Regions from separate parts of the Homo sapiens genome. Here all the other regions are linked to region 3. A link is an interaction called in ENCODE POLR2A ChIA-PET data of the cell type or tissue named here. Cell type or tissue: MCF 10A. All regions are shown on one strand. Each heading gives the region's core, and the rest is flanking DNA. Links, peaks and the distances in the headings are about the cores only. Region 1 has its middle 170 kb from the start of EPM2A-DT. Region 2 has its middle 190 kb from the start of EPM2A-DT. Region 3 has its middle 250 kb from the start of EPM2A-DT.

Evidence for each region. Peaks named below come from ENCODE experiments on the same cell type or tissue, not always from the same donor. Only the 100,000 strongest peaks of a DNase experiment are listed, where the experiment ranks them.
Region 1: POLR2A ChIA-PET joins it to region 3 with 5 read pairs; 2 of 35 experiments call an interaction of 5 or more read pairs at or near these places.
Region 2: POLR2A ChIA-PET joins it to region 3 with 6 read pairs; 2 of 35 experiments call an interaction of 5 or more read pairs at or near these places.

What each region holds. Positions count from the first base shown.
Region 1 is chr6:145,557,042-145,564,846 of GRCh38, forward strand. It overlaps a transcript of EPM2A not described here. Among named protein-coding and RNA genes, the nearest start is that of EPM2A-DT, 170 kb to the right of the region's middle. In MCF 10A, for the core only: no CTCF peak of the experiment used is centred there; no DNase peak of the experiment used is centred there.
Region 2 is chr6:145,540,170-145,547,974 of GRCh38, forward strand. It overlaps a transcript of EPM2A not described here. Among named protein-coding and RNA genes, the nearest start is that of EPM2A-DT, 190 kb to the right of the region's middle. In MCF 10A, for the core only: no CTCF peak of the experiment used is centred there; a DNase peak (open chromatin) is centred at 4,072.
Region 3 is chr6:145,479,666-145,487,470 of GRCh38, forward strand. It overlaps a transcript of EPM2A not described here. Among named protein-coding and RNA genes, the nearest start is that of EPM2A-DT, 250 kb to the right of the region's middle. In MCF 10A, for the core only: no CTCF peak of the experiment used is centred there; a DNase peak (open chromatin) is centred at 3,646.

The DNA of each region.
Region 1 (7,805 bases), core at 1,124-6,123, 77 kb after region 3:
AAAGTAGAGCAATTTTAGCAGATTATCTGTGCATATTTCACTATATACACACAAAAGATCTCTAAATATTCAAGCATCATATCTTCGCAAGAGTGTTTTATTCAGTATTTCAATTCATAAATTATATATTTTGAGAGTAACTTCTCAATTCACTTTCTGACAGAAGTTCCACAGAACCATTGGCTGAAATATAAGCTCAACTGCAAGGAAATAGCAAGAAGCAGAGAGTGAGGGATGAGAAATTACCCATTGGGTACGATGTACACTATTTGCATGATAGTTACACTAAAAGACCAGACCACCACTATGCAATATATCCATGTAATAAAACTCTTCTTGTACCCCCTAAATCCATAAAAATAAAAATGGAGAAAAATAAAAAATGGAAAATTTTTTAAGAGGAAGGAATAAAGAAAAGATAATAGGAAACAGATAAAATCTCAAGACTAAAGGGTCATGTTACCTTCTGTTTTACCAAAATTGTGATTCTACATGTTGTTGAAGAGAAATAACTTACTAGCCTACAAAATTAACAAATGTGAATTTTTATTTATCATTTTATTTTTAAATTGACACATAGAAATTGTGTATATTTACTGTGTGCCCACATGTTGTTTTGAAATATGTATACATTGCATCATAGCTAATTCAAGAAAATTAGCATATGTATAACCTCATATACTTATTTTATTGTGAGAACACTTAAAACTACTCTACTGTCTCAACAGTTTTCAAGAACACAATATTTTGTTATTAACTATAATCATCATGTTGTACAATAGATCTCTTGAACTTGTTCCTCCTAACTAAAATTTTGTATCCTTTGACCAACATCTCCCCAAACCGTCCTTGCCTCTCCAGCCCCCGGTAACCAGCAGAGGTTTTATTCCTTTGTTTTTCCATAAGTGGTTCCCTGACCTGCTCTCTATTTTTATGAGTTCAATGTTTTCAGATTCCACATATAAGTGAGATCATGCAGTATTTGTTTTCTGTGCCTGGCTTATTTCAATTAACATAATGTCCTCCAGGTTCATCCGTGTTGTCACAAATGACAGGATTTCCTTCTTTATTAAGGCTGAATAGTATTCTATTATTTATATATACTACATTTTCTTTATTCATTTATGGATAGAAGCTTAGATTGAGTTCATATGTTGGGTATAGATCTCGTGAGACTTATTCAGTACCATGAGAACAGTTTGGGGGCATGATCGTGAGGCCTCTCTAGCTTCATGGAACTGTGAGTCCATTAAACTTCTTTTTCATTATAAATTACCCAATCTCGGGTATGTGTTTATCAGCAGTGTGAAAACTGACTAATACAGGTATTGAGAATAATGCTGCAATGAACATGGGAATGCAGATATCTGTTTGACATACTGATTTCTTTTGGATATATACCCAGAAGTGAAATTGTTAGATTATATGGTAGTTCTATTTTTAATTTTTTGAGGAAGCTCCATACTGTTTTACATAATGTCTGTACTAATTTACACTCCAACCAACAGTGTACAAGGGTTTTCTTTTCCCTGCACCCTCATGAGGTATATAGTAATATCTTATTGTGGTTTTGATTTGCATTTCTCTGATGATTAGTGATTTTGAGCATATTTTCATGTATATGTTGGCCATTTGTACGTGCTTTTCGAGAAATGTTTATTCAGATCCTTTGCCAATTTTTGATCAGAATTTAGACTTTAATAAGAGATAAGATGACTAAAGCCCAAGTTACTAATGTTGTAGATACGGTAACTGCTTAAAATGGATCATTTTCTAATATAATCAGCCTTATGCAGAAGCAAAGCCTGTTGCTACAGTTCCTAGCCCTCCCTGGACCATCCCTTTTCCCCACCTCCACCCCTCTATTATGCTTTTATAAGGCTGGTGGGCTGGTGCATCAAGTTCCATCATTACAACTCTGTGACTGGTAAAATGGATTTACCAGAGAGGAGAGATGGTCATTATTTCTCCAGTTTATATGTCTGTGAGCCAGGAGCTGTCTGAAGGCAGAGATGTTGTCTTCATTTTCACAATTCCAGAGGTAGGCAAAATAGTTTAGTAAAAAGAGATCATCAGTAACTTTGTATAAAATATAGAAGTGAATCAATCCCAGTCATTCCTAGGGTGATTTAGTTTATCTCATCCTTGACAATCAGGAATCTATCTGGAGGGTGGTTATGATGGGAAATAGAGAGAAGGTGAACAGGCAATGCCTAGAGCCTAGGGCATTATCCAAACAGACCAGAACTGAGTGGACTATAGGTCCTGGAAAGCCAATAATCAATAGAGCAGAGGATTTGCAAAAATAAACAAATCCTGGTTCATCCTAGTTTTCACTTCTTGACTATGTGATTTTGGCCAATTTCCTTTCTTAGACTTGGTTTCTATTATCAAAATAGCAGACTGTGTGAAAATTAAAGATAGCATAAGCCTGTATGAAGCTAACAAATAAAGGATAGAGACTAAATTATTTATAATTATTACAGTTATCTTTAATATCATTAATGTCAGTAAACAATTACCCCCAGAAAAGATAAATTTTTTTTAAATGACAGTAAAGTGGAGACAAAGAGAAAATTTCTTCTTCACAATTTTGCCTATGGATGGCTCCTTTCCAATAATACTTTCTCCTTTTTTTTTTTTTTTTTTTTAAAATGGTGCTATTAACACGTAAACACCAAATCACTACGGTAAACTAATTGATACCAACTTTGTAAGATGCTAATTCCTACCCTCCCCACCCTCCTAAATTATCTAAGACTGATTTCCCCAACAATTATAGTAAGCACACTCTGCTTTCTGTGGTCACATAACCCAAACTCTTCAGATGCACAATTCATAAAGCCAGGATTTGTTTTGTAATCTAAGTAGTTATGAAATGATTAAACAAAAAAAGTTTGGCTTGGTTCAATTGTTTCAGTGAGAGGTTCACAGGTACCATAAGCCGTTGAAGTTGAACATGCAATAATAACAGGAAGGCAAGTTCTCAAATGTTAAAGTACATTCAGCCAGGTTCTTCTTCACATCAAGTACTTGGACAAGCAGTGGCAAGGTGCTGTGGGTAGACCTGGGCCTCAGAAATCACCAAGAAGGGCAATAGTGAGGTCAGCAGCAAAATCCACATAGAATGAACAATTTGCCTCAATGATAATTCTCCTCTCAGTAAATCATTTCTGCTTAGGCTATATTCCACCAATTTTGAATCTTTTCGATGCAATCCACACTTTTCTAGGAAATCCAATCATCAGAAATGTCTCATAGCATATGAGTCATAGAGCATTTATCATATAATAAACTGGAACTTATTTTTCCAGTTAATTAGGGAATATTCAAATAAATTTGTAAATCAGGGGTGAACAAATTTCTTCTGTAAAGGGCCAGATAGAAAATATTTTAGGCTCTGCAAGCGAGGTAAACTCAATTCTGTTTTCACAGCACAAAAGCAGTATGTAAATAAATAGGCATGGCTACTTATTTACCAAAATAGGTGAAGGGCAGGATTTGGACCACAAGCCAGAGTTTGCTAACCCTGGCAAAATCCATATCGACATCTAAATCATGCTATACAAATTAATTTCCAGTTAATTAATATCTGGTTGGAAACTTTATGAAACAATTGTGTGATTTTTCACCATCTCCAAGTAACTTTAGTAATTTAGTAATTTGAGTACTATGAGTATATGAGGTGCTTATCTGCTTAATGAATAAAGGGATGTCAGGTATCAAAAAGCAATGCTTCAAACATGCCATATAGCTCCCTATCCTGTAAAGTTTGTAAACTCTGTGAAGCACATCTGCCACTGTATTCTGCTGACACTTTATTATTTAATTATTTTAATAACCAATTATTATTATTTTTATCATTGTGTGTTGATTTTAAAAATGTTTCTATTGTTACCATAAAACTAGTTCATTTAAGAAAATGTACAGGGTGCATCAATCTTAAGGACAGATTTATTCTGTAATTTGGAATTTTTTACATTTTACAAAATTTATATAGTACATATACTGTAGTATATGTTTCCACACCCTAAATTGTGTGGGGCAGTCCTGCAAGCTCCATTTATGGTAAGTGTCCTATACAGCTATAACCATTTTTTATCTTTTATACCTTTTTTTTTTTTTTTACTGTAACTTCTCTATGTTTAGATGCACAAATACCAATTGTGTTTAAATTGCCTGTGGTTACATGTTGCACAGGTTTGTAACCGAGGAGCAATACACTACACCATAGAGCCTAGGTATGTAGTGGGCTATACCATCTGCTATTGTGTAAGTATACTCTATGATGTTTACACAATGACAAAATAGCCTAACAACACATTCTCAGAAGGCATCCCCATTTCTAGGTAGCTCGGGACTGTACAATAATATTCTATATTCAGTTTTGTCTCCTGCCTTATTAATGAAGACTTTTGTATATTTGAATTTGAAATGGCATTTCTCATTTTGCCAACATACAGCACTGGAACAAAACAAGGGAAGACTGCAGCAGAGCCCTACCCTATTAAGGACACACAAATGGTAACTATTCTTATAAATGATAGCCATGAGTCAGGCAACCCCTAACAATAGGCCCACTGTTTTTCTCCCATTCTGTGACACGTATCTTCTCTTGTCTGTGTAACTGTTGCATGATTGAATGCATGAACTACTTCCCAGTAAATAAATCAATTGTGAGGGCAGTGATAATCATGAGATGAATTAAAGTCTTTATATCAGACAGCGTTTCTCGTTTTTCTGCATGCAGAAACCTGGTTGTTGTTTACATGTTGCAAATTCTAAGATCTGAAATTACACAGTTCTAATGAGAACACATGGACACAGGAAGGGCAACAAACACACCAGGGCCAGTCGGTGGGTGGAGGGCAAGAGGAGGGAGAGCATTAGGACAAATACCTAATGCATGTGGGGCTTAAAACCTAGATGACGGGTTGATAGGTGCAAACCACCACAACACATGTATACCTATGTAACAAACCTGCACATTCTGCACATATATCCCAGAACTTAAATTTTTCCAAAAAATATACATTTTTGAAGAAAAAAATGCAAAAAAAACTAGCTTTCTTTTGATTACAAAAAGGAAAAAAAAAAAAAAAGACAAAATATGTATACATTGTTGAATGGCTCAGTTCAAGTAATTAACATATGCATTACCTCATAGCCATTTCAGTTTTTTGTAATGAGAACACTTAAAATCTACTTTTTAACAATTTTGAAGTATGCAATGCATTGTTGTTTCCTTTTTTTGTTTTAAAATGTCCTTCTGGAAACATTTTATTTACCTATAAAAGATGCAGACATGTTACACCAAAAAAGAAAAAAAAAGATTACAGTTCTTCAGGAGCCTTTGGTATAGCTGGGGTGAGACAAAACAAATACCAAAGGATGAATAACAGCATTGAGTATCATGCCAATTTAATAAATTAAATAAATCACTAGAGTAGCAGGTATTAAATAATAGTCCACAAACTCAAGTCTGCAAGAAATAGCACATATATTTCTTTTCTAGAGCAAGTTAATTCTGGACCAGACTGAAAGGAAATTCAACTTGAGTCATGAAGAGGGCCTGAGTTGATGTAGAATTCAGGTCTGGGGAGGCCACCAGTCCCCTGCCCACATTAGTTATTCTGTGACACCATTTTCCTGTCTGCATGATCTCTTTAGACCCAAGGACTCTGCTGCTTCGAAGTCTTTCTTAGAGTTTTACACTCCATGGAAAGGCTGAGTGCTGGCACATTGAAGTGTTAAAAGACTTTTTTGAAGACTATGATGTGGAAAATGGTGATGAGACTGGAAAATGGTGATGAGACAGGAAAATGTGAGCAAAGTTCTAGGCTGATTGGTAGAGAAGGCCTGTCTGAGGGGGTGTGTCTTCTGCTTGCACCATAGAAGGTGAGATCAAACGTCCTACTCAAAACTGGTTTCAATGTGGATGAAGCCACACAGGCATTGAGAGGGTTGAAAAGGTTTATTTACTCACATAAAGAGGCTTTCAGTGGAGAGCAAGGCAGACACTCGAGCTGATCTGAAACGGCTTGAGAAAAGGAAGAAGGATGTGGCTTGATTTTGTGTTGCAGTTAGAGGGTGGGGCCCAGGCAAGGGTCCCCAGGTGTGGTTGGGGCTGTATGGTTCGACATTTCCCCTGTACCTGTGTGGAGTGAATGTGCCGGTTTTCTTATTGGCTTGCCCAGAGGAGTGGGACTTGAAGCTGTCCTTGGTTAAACATAAAAAAAAATGCAGTTCGACTCCTTGTTCCAATGAGGCATGTTAGTTGAGACCGAAGGATGAAAGAACTAGAGGAAGAGCATCCCAGACAAAAGGAATGCACGCAAAAGCCCACGGTGGTGAAAGTCCTTGAATGTTTGAGGAACAGAAAGAGGCCAGAGTGGTGGGAATCTGGCAAGCAGAGGAAGATGCGGTTAGAGAGGCCAGAGCATGCAGGGCTCACTGAGTCATGGCTGTGAGTTTGGATTTCATGGTAAGTGCAATAGAAAGCCATTAAAATCTGGTAGCTTGACATGAAATCAGGATTTTATTGCAAGCTTGATAAAACCTGATATCTACATACAGTCAAATAGGAAGAAGAGACAAATCAATGGAATGAATGTCTCTAACATTATTTTATTTATTTTGAGATTGTGTACCCAGATAAACCTAACTCTCTTGCACCAAAGAGTTTAGCCTAAAGTTTAGGACAGGTTTTGGAATTCTGCAAAACTTTTCCCACCTCACCCCCACCCTCACCATAGTGACCACAACACTCTATGGCTACTGAATAAATAATTAAACATAAATATAGGGAAAACATATATACATTTGAGTAGTAAACTAAGTACACTTTATATATGCAGTTCTCCCTTGGTATCCCTGAGGAATCGGTTCCAGGATGCCCAAGGATACCAAGATCTGTGGATTCTCAAGTCTCTGATACACAATGGTGTAGTATTTGCATATAATCTATGCATATCCTATCATCTACTGTAAATCATCTCTAGATTACTTATAATACCTAATACAATGTAAATGCTAGGTAAATAGTTGTTATGCTCCATTGTCAAGAAAAGAATGACAAGAAAAATGTCTGTACCTGTTTAGTGCAGACGCAATTTAAAAAAAAATATTTTTAATCTGCAGTTGATTGAATCCATGAATGTGTAACCCACAAATACAGAAAGCTAACTGTATATATTCAAATATCATATATAAATACATACATGTGTTCATATATATACACATGCATCTATATGCCTGTGTATATCTACATACGTATGTACATTAAAAGAAAAATTGCAGACAAAATAAAATTAACAGAGTTTATTTGAGCAAAAGGATTTATGAATTAGGCAGCATTCAAAATCAGGAGAGGTCCAGAGAACTCCACCCAACAGCATGAGCAGTGAGGCTTTAGGGGCCAAACACAGAAGCAAAGTTGAGAAATCACCTGACTGGCTATAGCTAGGCATTTGCTTTATTTGGCCACTGTATGATCAGTTAGCTGCCTAAAATTGGCTGAAGCTCAGCAGTTTGTGAAAGGCAGAAAACTGTCTATTTGTTACACAAAATCTGCTCCTAAATTTTGGTTTATGTATAAATTAGGTGGCAGATTTTTATGTAGGAACTCAAAGTATGGAGATGGCCTCAGGCTATTGGCCTTCTGCTTATTTAATTTAACTCACATGCAGATATGTATGAGTACACACATACACAGATCTTGTGGGTATATGGTGGGGGGGGGCAGGGGGTGTGGAGGGAGCTGGGAAGTGTTGTAGTAGACACTGACATAAACTAACATCAGAGCC
Region 2 (7,805 bases), core at 1,487-6,486, 61 kb after region 3:
AAACTATCTTTTCAATGACAATTGTCTCCTGATCTGTTGCCCTTGCTGTATCTCAAACTTTCTATTAATAAACTGAACTTTAAAACACTGGTGGAAAAAAACTGAAAGGAAACTACAAGGAAAGAATACATTGGAAGTTACTGATGCTGTGAAAGAGTTCTGAATTCTCAGATCTCAGCTTGGGTTGAGCCAAAATTACTTTAACCCCTGAGAGGGAAGAAGACCCCATACTTGGTTCTGAAGAAGTTATCTTTGCTTCCCCTCAGCACTACTCACCTCCCTTCCCCTGTTACTTGGTGTGAATCGCTAACCCAATAACAACCTCAACAAATTTTTTTCATGACACCAGGGATTCTCATATGTATGTTAGAATCCTAGAGCAGGAAAGGATCTTACCGTTGCACATTTTCAGCTCTGAACCAAAGCATGAATCTCCAATCCTAGACTTCTGGTCAAGTTTGAACTGAACTCAGTGATAAGTAAAGAATAAAATACTTTGCTTTTTAGGGAAATTTGTCTTTTACTAGTAAAGACGCATTTCAGAAAACAAATTTCAAACATTTTACAAAAATGAAAAAGATCAAAAACTAGGGGCGTGGTAAATTCAGAGTCCTAAAATCACTTCAAAATTTAAATTACTTAGAGGACAGGTGTATATGATAGAAATTACCTTCCATTTCCATTTAAAAGGATGTATTAAAATATTGAGTAACTATAATTATGCTAAATCTGTTCTCATCTCTGATTCATCACAAAATGAATGAGTAATTCAAAGCCAAATATAAATTTTGGCCTATAACTGGCAGAACTGGCAGCCTTTTCAATTGTATGTGAGGATGCAATACTCTTTAACATACACACATGCACACACATACATGCACGCATTCCATTTTCCCCCTAATTTTAAAGATGTGAGCAGATGTCTTGTGACCCAGAAAAAAGCATGTATGAAAACAGTTTAATCAAGAACTAAAAATAACTTTTTAACTATTTGGGAATATATATATCTGTGTGTGTGTGTGTGTGTGTGTGTGTGTGTGTACCAAGTATATGTGTAAATATATAATTATATAACATACATACATATATAATTATATATGTGTGTGTATATATATAAAAAACACCAATTTGTGTGTGTGTGTATATACATATATATGTGTATATATATGTGTGTGTGTATATATATATATATGATCGGTGTTCTATATTGGAATAAATCATTAATGGTAAGCCATTTAAATAAATGAAAATACTTTGGGTTATTTTTACCCAGCAAGCTGAAATTTTCTCAAAGCAAATTTGTATGTAAACAATCTATGTTGTTCAACTTTAAAAAAATTAATGATTTTGTAAGTACATTACCTCATTTTCAACAAATGCTTCCAAAGTTGCCAATTGAAGGTGTCAAAACGAGTCAAGAATTCCTGAATTTTCATCTTTGTATTCTCAGCATTGGCACGGTTATCTGTCATATTGTGGATACTAAAGAGATGTTTTTAATGACTGAATGAAGCAGAATGAAGAATATACTTGCAATGATGGCCATAAAATGATGAGGATCCTCCAGAGGCAGATATGAGACAAATTAACATGAGTATCTTTAATTTTGATATATTATGAAAAATTCTTGTGCACAGGAATCCGCCCAAATGACATAGAACTCTGATTGATTTCTGTACCTTGAAAGGCACAGAAAATTATATAGCAGAACATTATACATTTCCAAGTAATATGTCGATTTTTGGATAATTTTTCTTACCTTTTTTTTAAAACCTCACTTTTACATATGAGGAGATGATGCTTAAAAAAAAAAGAGGCAAGGCTTCTCAAATAAAGCATAGAATTGTTTGAAAGGAATTGGAGACCAATGTGCAATTAGTAGAAAACATTATCAGACTACAATATAAAACATAACTGAAAGGAAAACATTGAGTTAGAAAGTCAAAAGTCTATGTCTTCACGAGCATATAGGCACTAAAGCTTCTGAATATTTCTTCACCATGAAAAGCACTGTTAAAGATCAGAAGGCCATCTTTTTTCTCTGCTTCCCAAATTTCATGTGGGATGCTTGCATCCACCTTTCTAAATTCCCTTTGCCATAACAACTGGACAGATTCATCTCTTCTTCCTCTTCAAAAAGAAAGTTATGGCATGCTGACACAGCTTGCCTTTTCCTGGTGGACAAGTGGATTTCAGCGATGAGTGAACAGTCATGCATCCTGGATTGGGGGCTATACAAAGTCATCTTCAATTCTGACTGAAGTGTCCTTCAAGATGTCCAGGAAAGGGGCAGCTTAAAAAACATATGCAGGTGAAAATAGTATGAGAAGATGTTGGAATATAACAAAGTCAACTGCTGAGGCAAAGACATTTTACTGAAAGCCAAAAATAGTCAGGGAATGAAATACTTTTCATAAAGCCAATTAGAGCATATTCACCTGATGTCATTTGGTAGGTAATTGAAGCCAGGGACCCTTGTTAGTCCCCTCTGGACAGTCAAATGTTGTTTTGGATTCTTTAGTCTATGATACTTGGCTTTATTTTTTGTTAGTTTGTTTGCTTCCTTCTGTTTTTTTCTGTTTTTGGTTTTGTTTTGTTTTGTTTTTGAGAAGGAGTCTCACTCTTGTTGCCCAGGCTGGAGTACAATGGTGCAATCTCGGCTCACCGCAACCTCTGCCTCCTGGGTTCAAGTGATTCTCTTGTCTCAGCCTCCCGCGTAGCTGGGATTACAGGCACTTGCCACTACTCCCAGCTAATTGTTGTATTTTTAGTAGAGACGGGGTTTCTCCATGTTGGTCAGGTGGGTCTCGAAATCTTGACCTCAGGTGATCCACCAACCTCAGCCTCCCAAAGTGCTGGGATTACAGATTACAGGTGTGAGCCACTGCACACAGCCAGCTTCCTTTCGTTTTTGTATTTTGTTTTGTTCATTATGTTTGCATTTCTCACCAATTCTCATTGCTATATTAGATTTATGAGATTAAAAAGATGAGCAATATGGCCTTAAAAAAGATATAAACAGAATAGAAGCAAAGGATGCTCTTTTTTTTTCTTAATCACGAAGAATGAATGGCACTTACAGTAATCAATACAGTCAAAATAAATTACCATCAGTTCAAAGAATGATTAGTGAATCCAGAAAGGTGTCTACACAAGCAAAAATAGCATTATAAAAATAATAAATCTAGGCCAGTGTCAACGCCAAACCATAGAATGGAGAACATAGCCTCTTGTCAAAAAAGGTCTTGATGGAAGTCACCCAAAAAACCTTCTCATTTTCCAGATGAGAATTCTGCAGCTCAGAAACATTAAACGACTTGCCCAAGGCCATACAATTAATTTTGGTAGAACTAGAAAAAAAAATAAAGTTTACTGGTTCCAAATCACCTGCTTTTTCTATCAAAACAGGGTCTTTAATAATTTAAAGAAAAAAAAGTATTTGTTTTATATTTAGTTTTTCATCAAAGAAGGGGTTTCTTCAGGATATGGGAGAAATGTGGATATTAAGAATATATTCCAGGCAACTCCTGAATACTAAGACATTGACTGTATTGATTACATGGATTGTAGATTTTCCAGACCACTCATTACATTGGTCTTTGTCATGTCCTTTCTCTCCACTGGGCCATTTTCCCCCTAGATTTCCAAGAACTGTGAAAGGAAAAAGATGGATGTACACTCCAGTACAGTTTGGGACTTGTTAGTGGCTCACTTGGAAATCTTAAAGGAACATTGAACGTGGGGAGCCAAAATGGGATGTTGTATTTCTCAACTTTACCAACTTCTGAAGACATTTATTTAACAATTAGCTATAATTAATCTTCCTAATTTTGGTGACAAAAATTGATGAGAAAAAGTAAAGCTTCTGGTCAGTCTCATGGTGACTGAGCTCTGCTGAAAGAAAATGGACAAATTATTAAGCTAGAGTTAAGTCTGGCAGAGGAAAATTCAGCAGGCAGAACCCAGAAAATCAAACTGAACAGGCTGAATTGTCTGATGAATGAGTCAGAAGTGGGTCTGATTCCCTAACCTCCATCAGAAAGGCCACAGCAAGCTTGCTGCTCACAGATTGCTAAGCCGCATTGGCTGCTGGCAGAGGACAAAGTCAGTGAAAGAGTGAGTCAGACTCCACCTGGGTTTGTGAATTTTTTGCAGTTTGCAACCCCATTTTCTCAATAACTGGGCTGCTGACATTTATTTGTTCACTCTATTAATAAAAACCATGCTGCTCTCAGCTCAGTAACATTGGACAGAACATAGTTCACTGCTTCCTTGGAAAAAGCAAAATAGCCAGCAATCAGAATTACCCAGAACTAATTGGTAAATTGTGTGGGGAGAGTACAGGTTATCAAGTTCAGGATCCAAGTTCAGTCACAAAGTGTGCGTTAGGCAGAAAGCCTGACAAACATCCTGTACTAAAATATTATAAATTGGTTTTTTTTTCTTCCTAATAAAAGTGATAGGTTTAGTGCTTTTTAACAGCAGAAACTGGTATATCTGTGGCAACCTTGAAGCCATAGCAGGATGTAGGATGATGAATCACTTCAAAAGGAGTGGCTTTTGCTCAGATCAGCCCACCGGCAACAGGTCTTCTGAAGCCTGGACTAGTATTGCTTTTTTTGGAGAGAAATAGTAGATGCTCAGCAGCTTGGCTCTTTTCCTGTGTGGGTTCCCAGGGTAGGACCCCTGACTAACTTTTTTCACCAAAATAACAATCTTCATAATCACAGACAAAATGACATGTATCACTTGAAAGCTTTAAGCATATTCAGTTGTGTTTAGAATCATAAGGTTGAACAACATTGCTAGGATCTTTGGTTAAAATACCATCTTGGCATTGCCTTTTCCCTTACCTCCACATTCAATAAATCTTCTACATTATCACTTGTGAAGCCTAAGTATCTCTGAAGTCTATGCAGTTCTTTCTATCACCTCTACCATTATCATAATCCAGTCCACCATTATCTTCTTCCTAGACCACTAATTTTCCTCCTTACATTCACTCTTATTACTTAGAAAGAGCTGCAGTGAAATCTCAGTGGCTTACAACAACCACCATTTGTTTTTGTCACTTGAGGTCAGTGGGCTGGCTTAGTTCAGGTCTGCTGTATGTTTCATCCTTAGACCAGTGGCTGTGTGGGCATACTCTTCTAATGACTTGTGCAGAGTCAAGAAGCCAAGTCAAATCATACAAGCACAGCTAAAGCCTCCGCTCATGTCACATCCACTAACATTCCGTTGGCCAAGCAAGTCACATGGCCAAACCTACCATCAAGTACATGAGGAAACATATTCCTCGTAAAATAGTGGGAGAGGATGCAAAGTCACAAAAGTAAGGATCTATCATTCTATAACTGTGAAAGAAGTTCAGAATTAGAAGTGATAATACAGTTCACCACACTACTTATTCTTTCTTCCCCAAGTCATACCAGAGAGTTCTTTTAAGTAAATAAATCTAAATAAACATGTCACTCCTCTCCCCATCCACCTTAATGGCTTCACTACCATTACAATAAATGTGCCCTATAGAGCCCTGCAGGACCCGAGCTGAGCTGCTCATTGCATCTACCTCACCTCTTAGGATCTTTCTCCTCTACTTCCCAGCTCCAGCCATACTAACTTCAGTTATAACAAACTCTTTCCCAACTAAGCTATTTGCTTATGACATTCATTCTGTCTGTAACAACTTTCCTTCCCTTTTTCTTCGCGTACACTTAGATCTGAAGGGTGTCACTTTCTCAATTTTCCTTGACCAAGGATGTTGAGTCTGCTTGCTAAATACTCTCTGAATGCCTTCTAATTCTCCCTTATTGCTCTTATCACATGTGCTAGTCAGGGTTCTTTAGAGCAACAGAATCAATAGGATATGTAGATGTATATGAGAGGATATTTATTAGGGGAATTGGCTCATGCAATATGGAGGCTGGAAGTCTCACTATCTGTCATCTGCAAGCTGCAGAACTAGGGATGCCAGTGGCATAGCCCAGTTCAAGTCTGAAGGCCTGAGAAACAGGGATGCCTACACTGTAACTCAATCTGAGACTGAGGCCTAAGCACCTGGGAAGCTGCTGGTGCAAGTTCCAGAGTACAAAGTCTGGAGAATCTGGATCTCTGATATTTGAAGGTGGAAGAAGATAGGTAACCCAGCTTTGGGGGAGAGAGAGAGAAAGAAAAAAAAGTTCTTCCTTTTCTCTGCCTTTGTGTTCTATCTGGGTGCTCAGTTTATTGGATGGTGCCTGCTCACATCAGTGAGGGCAGATCTTCCTTACTCAATCCACTGATTCAAAGTTCAATCTCTTCCAGAAATAGCCTCACAGACATACCCAGAAATAATCCTTTACCAGCTCTCTGGGTATCCCTTCACCAGTCAAGTTGACACCTAAAATTAACCATCACATCACAATTGTAATTAATTTATATTTAGTAGTCTAATCATTGTCATGATTGCTAAAATGTAAGCTCCATGATTGTAGAAACAGTGTTTAGTTGAGGGAGTGTGTTATTTTCTTATCTCCAGTGTTTTGTCATAATAAACACTGAAACATATATTTATGGAATGAATTAAGGCAGTAAAATAATATAGATATAGACATATAGACACAGATTCCTATATTCCCATATATAAGATTGTATACATTTTTCCTTCAATGATCTTCCCTCCTCATTTTACCCCTTCAATACTTCTTTGTATACTAAAACAGAAGAGTTTAGAATTTGGAGCCCTGTGTTTACATCTTAGCTCTGCCATTTAGTAGCTGTGTAGGTCAATAGTTTAATCTTGTTGAGCCTTTCTTACTCTATAAAATAATAATTTCTACTTTGCAAGGCTAAATCAGGTATGCATAAACAAATACTCAACCAGTTGTTCCCTTCTCCATTCTTGCCCTGTAGCCTGGTTACCATGCTGGAATACTGCAGTTTCTGCTGACATTTTCACCTGGACTTGCTGACAGCTATAAATAAACCAAACCTATCAACTTTCTATCAAAATTCACAACCCATCCTAACCTCTATTCTGGTTAACTTTTCAACAGTTTCAAATTCAAAATCTGGAAAGCATTGTCCACTAAGCCTTCCTCTGCCCTCTCCCCTCAGATGTACTGTACCCACTCCATCTCCTTGGTCTTTTCTAGTCCCTCTACACTAAACTAACTCTGGCTCTCCTTCTTCTGAGACTTCTCCTGGGTTTTCCAGTAACTCCAGGCTCTGGTCACTACAGTTCAGTGGCCACATTTATGTTGAGCAGATATTCAATCAAAAATCCCCAATGATAAGCAAAGTGCATCAGCTGACCACACAATATGTGCATCATAATGAAACTTTTATGGGTTTAAGCCTTTGGGTGTACATGGAAGCACATTCTACAAGAAAAACAACAAAATATAGATTCTATCTAAATGAACAGGATCTGAAGCTCTGTGTACTGGATTGAATAATATATACCTTGTAAAATTATGTTACACATTTTTACTGTATAGGCTACCTTGATGAATAGAGACAACTATATCTGTTTGACATCTGCCTAACTGTTACTTTTAGTTCTCTCTTGCTATTGAACAGAAAATAACCTTGAAAGATAACATAAGAATCTTCAGGGCAAATTACACAACAAGAGGACTCAGACCCAAGGAATGATGAAAATGTGTGTGTGGTGATCCACAGACACTACCTTGGGTCATCAAGATATTTACTTTCCTTTTAAATATTTTTCCTACATTATTTGATTGTATATGATAATAATGCATGATTTTTAGAAGTAATGAAAACACTTATTTTATAAATCCTAGTAACGACCCCAAAACTAA
Region 3 (7,805 bases), core at 1,178-6,177:
ACCTGGTTTGTTTTCATCTTTTGGCTATTGTAAATAATGTTGCAATGAATATTGGCATACAAATATCTGTTTGAGTCCCTGTTTTCAATTCTTCTGGGTACCTACCTAGCAGTTGAGTTGATGAGTCATATGACAATCCCATGTTTAGCGTTTTGAAGGACCACCAACTATTTTCCATGGAGGCAGCACCATTTTACATTCTCACCAGCAACATACAAGGATTTCAATTCCTCCACATCCTTGCCAACACTTTTTATTTTCTTTTTTAAAGAAAATTATAGCCATGCCAGTAGTTGCAAAGTGGTATCTCATTGTAGTTTTGATTTTCAATTTCGTAATGATTAGTATTGCTCAGCATCTTTTCATGTGACTATAAGCCATTCATATATCTTCTTTCAAGAAATATACCATTAAATTGTTTGCCAGTTTTTAATTGGGTTGTCTGTCTCTTTGTTTTTCAGTAGTGTATTTGTTCACACTGCTATAAATAACTACCTAAGACTGGGTAATTTATTTAAAAAAAAAAGAGGTTTGACTCACAGTTCTACAAGCTGTACAGGAAACATGGCTGAGGAGGCCTTAGAAAACTTTCAGTCATGGTGGAAGAGGAAGCAGGCACATCTTACATGGCCAGAGCAGGAGGAAGAGAGGGAAGGGGGAAGTGCTACACACTTTTAAACAAGCAGATCTTGTGAGAATTAACTATCACAAGAACGATCCAATCATCTCCCACCAGGGCCCCCTTCCAACATTGAGGATTACAATTAGACATGAGATTTGGGTAGGAACACAAACCCAAATCTTAACAAGCTGTAAGAGATCTTTTTATATCTTGAATATTAATTCCCTATTAGAAATATGATTTGCAAATATTTTCTCCCATTCTGTAGGTTATCTTTTCGATTTCTTCACAATGTCCTGTGATGTACAAAAGTGTTTGACTTGTACAATCAAGTCCAATTTACCTTTTTCCTTACTATATCTTGAGGCTACTTAGAGACATACACATATCAAAATGATAGACCTTTTAATTAAATGAATCTTTTCAATTGTATCTGACAATATTTGATAGCTTATTGTCATTTGCTTATTTTTATGATTTCCTCCTATTTCTTTAAATATCTCTTTTACAACTATGGGTAATTCTAATCTTAAGTCTTTTGGGGTTTAAATGTATTAGCAATTATTTCTGGTAACTCTTCTTCATGGCAGCTTATTTCCTTGTTTATTTGGTGATCTTTAATAATGAGCTCATAATTGGATATTTTTATGTGGAAAACCTATGAGTCTAAACTGGAGTTGCATGGGCCAAAGAAAATTTGCATTTGCATCTTTTGAAAGTTAAGAGCATTTGTGAGCTGGGAACAATCTAGCCCCTTAAAGTTGTGTGGACTAATGAAGAATTTCCACTATCAGCATTTCCACCTTCAACTGTCACAGGATTTAATCTCCCAATGGATGGTAGCACCAGAAAAAAAACAACTGCCCTCAGGGCAACCTTGGGGCTTTCTGTGATTGCTTTTTGTTCACTAATCTTTTATATCCTTTGGATAGTGGAGAAGGATGCCCTCAAAGATTTCCTTTATTTTTTACTTTTAAACCAAAAATAAATTAAAAGGCATATTTGTTCCAAAATAAAAGTTTATTTTTCATTTGTTTGTTTTTTAAACTGGAGAATTTTCAGAAAATTTATTCTGCCATACTGCCAGAAGGGAAGGTCCAAAATGATCGGTTTCTAAATATCACACTATTTCAAGGATAAAATAGATTGTTGCTTCAGGGAAAGCATTACCGGTAGCTGCCCTTGATGAGCTTATTAAATGCTAGGTTTTGCTCATCAGGGATGCTAATTTAGTAGCCTAATTGTTATAGTTAACTATAAGGGGCCACCTTGATAATGGATCATCTGGCCCCAGTCAGGTCTTCAGATAACTGCAGCCCAGGCCAAGACCTGACTACAATCTCAGGAGAGACCCTGACCCAGAACCACTCAGCCAAGCCGCTCTCAAATTCATGACATGCTGAAACTGTAGGATATAAGTACTTGTTGTTATTTTAAGCCACTAAGTTTTGTGATAATTTATTATATAGAAATGATAACTAATACATACTGTCATTATTAAAATATTAAGATCCATTATTTTTCTAACAGAAAATGTGTACATATAGTCTCTAGGTTGAAATCAGTCTGATGCTGTAGTTTCTTTAAGGATAATTTAGTGAAACCATAAACAACATATTTGGATGAATACATAAATAAGGACCAAACCATGGTCATTCACTAAGTCAATCATACAAATGCTTAGAAGCAAATCTTATGCCTGACTCAACAGAAAAATCTACACTACCTGTAAAAAAAGGCATCATAAGAAACTGACAAACATGTTTCTTATTCTCTTTCTCTCAGGGGAACTACAAACATCCAACTAACAGAGTTCTTCTGTGTTTTGTGTGCACATTTACATTTTCTCCTGAAAAATAAAAGCAGTGCAGAATTTGCAAATGATAATTTCAGATTCACTGTGATTTCAGTAGCACTATTAGTTGTGGCAATGATAATAAATTATATCGTTAGTTAACAGAATGCCACTCAGCAATTTTTTCCAGCTTTAACACTAAGGCTTAAAAGAAATTATGCTGGAAAAATGCAATAGTTTGCAATGAAGTAAAAAATGTCTTCTACATAGTGAATATAATGGTCATTGTTAGTGCCTGGAATATATGATGATTTTTTAAATGGAGCTCTTTTTGCTTGATCTACTTTTTATTACAGCATGTAGGTGACAATAAAAGCTGTTAAAAGGTGGTATGTTTGATCACAGTCCATGGATACCAATAAAGAGCCTCTATTTATTTAAATAAAAGTAATTGCTGCTAGTGTAAAATGAAAAAGATACTCTATGTAATCTTTATTTGGACAAAATGAGGACTGGGCCATTAGTAAGCATAATGCATGAAAACCTCACATGCGCTTGGAGAGAAGCCTTTGTTCAGAAAAAAATGGCAACATTCAGCTACTTGAAGCAGAAATTTACTGAAGCCAGATGATAGAAAATACAACGAGAACCCATTTTGCTTTACGAATCTCTGTTTTAGATCAGCATTAACAACTACAGTCAACTTTTGGCTCTCTATTTGTCACTCAGCCATACTCTTTGTTTCATTGCATTGATTATTTATGTCTTAAATTATAGCTATTCTTTTTTTTTTTTCTGTGGCTTAAAGAACAGCTTCAAGGGCAAGCATGAAAGGAAATTCCTGAATTGAGTGAGTACTTGGCTGTGCATGCAGCTCCAAAAGAAATAAAACTGTTTGTTGTCTTGACACACACCTTAGGATCAATTATTCTCTCAGTTAACGTAGGCCTCATCAATTTATTTTCTGTACACTGGCACAGTATTGACACGATGTTAATGAGAAAAGCAAATGGGCGAATGTAAGCTCATCAAAGTTTCTTTCTTTTTTTTTATTTTTTAAAAATCAAAACAGTGTCTTTTAGCATGAAATAGCCCTTATTATTTAAACCTACCTCCTAAAGTTAAAAGTAGCTTTGACAAGCATTCAATTAAATCTTCTGTAGCACATAAGCCAAGTGTCTAGCTAGTCCATGTTTGAATTCCTCCAGCATTACTCAGCTTTCAACAAACACAGGTAGCTCACTTAATGTTTAGTCATCATAAATGGAAGAGTTTCTATACCTCTCTGAAACAAAGACAGCTAGCTTGGTTTTCTCCCTGCTTAAAACAAAGCTGGAAACTTACTCAGTTTTTTAGCCTCTTATATTTGAGGTTAGAATTTAAGGAGGTAAATCATCAATCTGCCATGTCCCTGAAGACTAAAATGTAACTGATGATATTATTTCATTTATTCTCTTACCTAAATGTAATGACTAGAACAACCTCATACTGTTGAGGAAGTGAATCATCCAGAGATAAAATGTGTTGCTATGCTTTAGGGTGACTTTGAATCAGAACTCAAGAGAAGAGAAAGCAATTTCATATTAGTCAAGAACAAGCTGTGGTGTTAAACAAGGATGCCCAAGCACATAATTCCACACAACAGTCTTGAAAACACTAGCTTCTCAATCACTTCTTTGTTTTGTACCCAATTTATCTGTCATGCTGTTTCAGCTAACACCATGATCAAGCCTTTCATCTCTAGTTTGTTGCCAAGGTATCTCACACATTCAGTAATGACTTCTGCTCACTGGAGGCTTGCCTCACGAACCCTAGCCCTACTTGGGTTTCTAAAAGTCTGTCTGAGATGGAGAAGAAGCATTAAGAAGTTAATACATCTAACAAATATATCTTTCTAATGAGCAGGCTATACCTTACAACACCATGCAAAAATTTAAAAAGATATGTCTATCTTGCTACATGACAGAATTCAGCTTTTAGATGAATAGGCTGGTTCTTTCAGAAACCACCAGAGTATCATGTCCCTGATCAGAAACAGCTGAAAATTCTATTTTAGTAATTCTGAATAGTAAGTAGATTTTCTGCTGTTCTTCTGTAATGATTTAGGATGCAGACAACTGTGTTTAGGTAGCAAGTTTTCAGTCCTGTAATACATTTAGTTATGCTTTGGTTTCAGGCCCCCTAAATATACTGACCCCTGTCAAACAAAGCCTTAGAAGGTATACTCATGATTTTCTGTTTTTTTTTCTAAAAGAGCACCCCAAATATTTTATGAGCTTTAGTCCCCATGAAACCTAGATCTGCCTGTGCACTTATTTGATGGACTAGGTATTCTGGAGAATTTTTTGAAGATCCATGTTCACCACCCCCAAAAAGATAACAATCCTGTTGAAGAAATAACATATATACATACCAAAGAATCATCTGTTAGTATGTGAAAGGTATAGTGTTTGGAGTCAAAGACATAATCTCCAAATCCCAGCTCTGCCATCTACATTCTGTATGTAATTATAGGACAAATATATTAACTGCTGGATCCCTTTAAATCATGCAAAAGACAGACATAAATCACTGGATTGTTCAGAGGATTAATAAAAACAAATATGCGAAAACAAAATGTCTTGCATTTACCATGTCCACATAAATGTTATTTGAATCATCGTATCTCAGGTTTTATGAGACTTTAAAGAAGATCTATTCAACATTCAATATTTGGACCCTCTCTATAATATCCCCAAGTCATGGCTGCCTATCTTCTGCTTGGCTATATCCAGTGATAAAGACTAAGGCAGTCCACTTCATATAATTAATTACTTAAATATATGGCATAAGAGTTTCTGGTTTTTATTTTTATTGTTTTTGTTTTATTTTGGTATTCAGGTATAGATGTCTGATTAATGACATTAAAATATATATATATATATTATATATATATACTAACATTGAGGAGTGAGGTATTGGCTAGAAATTCCCTTTCAGCTCTCTCCCACATGCTAAGGTACTATCACAAAACCAATGAAACAGTGGGTTCCCCAGCACACATTATAGCCTGAGAATGGAAAGTTGCCTGAGATCCAATTTTGGGCCAGTATATAAAATTGCAATAGAAAAATGTATAAAGCCTGAGAAGGAATGGTGAGAGTGAAGAGGGGCAACAAGGTGAGAGTAGTGTCATGGAAAATCAAGGAGAAGTTTCAAAAGAGGACATAGTAACATCAAATGCCACTGAGATATTATTCTACAACATGTTCTGATAACTATAAACCAGATTCGGGCTCCATGAGATCACTAGTGAAGTGGTGGGTAATTGAGTGGGAGTGAGTTTTGAAGCCAGAGCATGAAGACAAAAAGCAGAAACTCTTGGCCTTTACTGGCAGGGGGTGGGAGAGGATAGCATTCAGGCAGCACTTCAGAGAGAGAAGTGAATGAACTACAAACCGCAGGGAAGGAAGCAAACAGGGTTGAAAATACCTACAGAAGATTAAATGTCACATGGAGTGAGGTGTTGGTCCTGGGACAGAGGATAAGTGATGAAATTCAGAGCATGGAAGCCTGGGTTAACCTTAAAGCAAAAAAGGGATGTTCTGCCCTTGCAATGAGAGAAATAAAATATGTATTAGTCTGTTTTCATGATGCTGATAAAGACATACCCAAGACTGGGTAATTTATAGAGAAAAAGAGGTTTAATGGATTCACAGTTCCATGTGGCTGGGGAAGCCTCGCAATCATGATGCAAGGCAAAAGGCACGTCTCACGTGGCGGCAGACAAGACAGAATGAGAACCAAGTAAAGGGGGATTCCCCTTATAAAACCATCAGATCTTGTGAGACTTATTCATTACCATGAGAACAGTATGGGGGAAACTGCCCTCATGATTCGGTTATCTCCCACCAGGTCCCTCCCACCACATGTGGGAATTATGGAAGCTACAATTCAAGATGAGATTTGGGTGAGGATACAGCCAAACCAAAGCCAAGAAATTTCATGCTGTGAGCTGTGGGTTGGCTGAGAGTTTCTAGGCATCTACTAGTATGTAGACCAGGGCAGCAACTGCTGCCAATACTTAAGAGTTCCAAATAGAACCTTCCAGAGGGGTTGCCCCAAAAGGTAAAGCTAAAGCTGCCAGCTGTAGCAGGCTGCAGATGAAGGTCACCCCAGAAGGACTCTTCTCAGGTACTTGAGGTGGGAGGTGCTAAGGATACTCACCTCTAAACATTATCTTTTTATTTTTAAGTCAATGTTATTATGCATATTTAAGGGCTACAACATGATGTTATAACATACATTTATATAGTAAAATCATTACTAGAGTAGATCACATTAACATGTTCTTCTTTTCATATAGTTAGCTATTTTTCCTCTGCTATGACAAGAGCAGCTATAATCTACTCATTTGGCAAATATCCCTAATACAATACACTGTTTTTAACTAGAGTCATCATATTTTACATTAATCTCGGGACTTGTTCATCCTACATAGTTTCTACTTTGTATCCTTTGACCTACTTCTCCCTTTTTTCTCCCCCAAACCCGCTAACCACGGTTTTATTGTGGTTCAGTGTGCTATCTTTATATATTTGACCCTATTTTTTAAGATTGTACATATAAGTAAAATCATGCAGTATTTTTCTCTGTGTGTCTGATTTATTCTTCTAGATTCATCCATGTTCTGGCAAATGAAAGAATCCTCTCCTTTTTAAAGCTGAATAATATTCTATTATACTATTACACATTACATATGTATAAGAGTTTATTTTTTAACTTTTATTTTAAATTCAGGGGTACGTGTACAGGATGCGCAGGTTTGTTATATAGGTAAACATGTGTCATGGGATTTGTTTTACAGATTATTTCATCACCCTCTTATTAAGCCTAGTATCCATTAGTTGCTTTTTATCCTCTCCCTCCTCTCACCCTCCACCCTCCAATAGCCCCAGTGTGTGTTGTTCCCCTCTATGTGTCCATGTGTTCTCATCATTTAGCTCCCACTCAAAAGTGAGAACGTTGTACTTGATTTTCTGTTTCTGCATTAGTTTGCTAAGGATAATGGCCTCTAGCTGCATCCATGCCCTTGCAAAGGATATGATCTCATGCTTTTTTATGGCTGCATGGTATTCCATGGGTTATATGTACCACATTTTCTTTATCTAGTCTAACCTTGATGGGCATTTAGGTTGATTCCCTATCTTTGTTGTTGTGAATATTGCTACAATGAACATATGTGTGCATGTGTCTTTACAACATATGGATCATATGTTCCTTTGTATACATACCCAGTAATGGGATTGCTGAGTAGAATGGTATTTCTGTCTTTAGGTCTTTGAGGAATCGCCACACTGTCATCCACAATGGTTGAACTAACTTACACTCTCACCAACAGTGTATAAG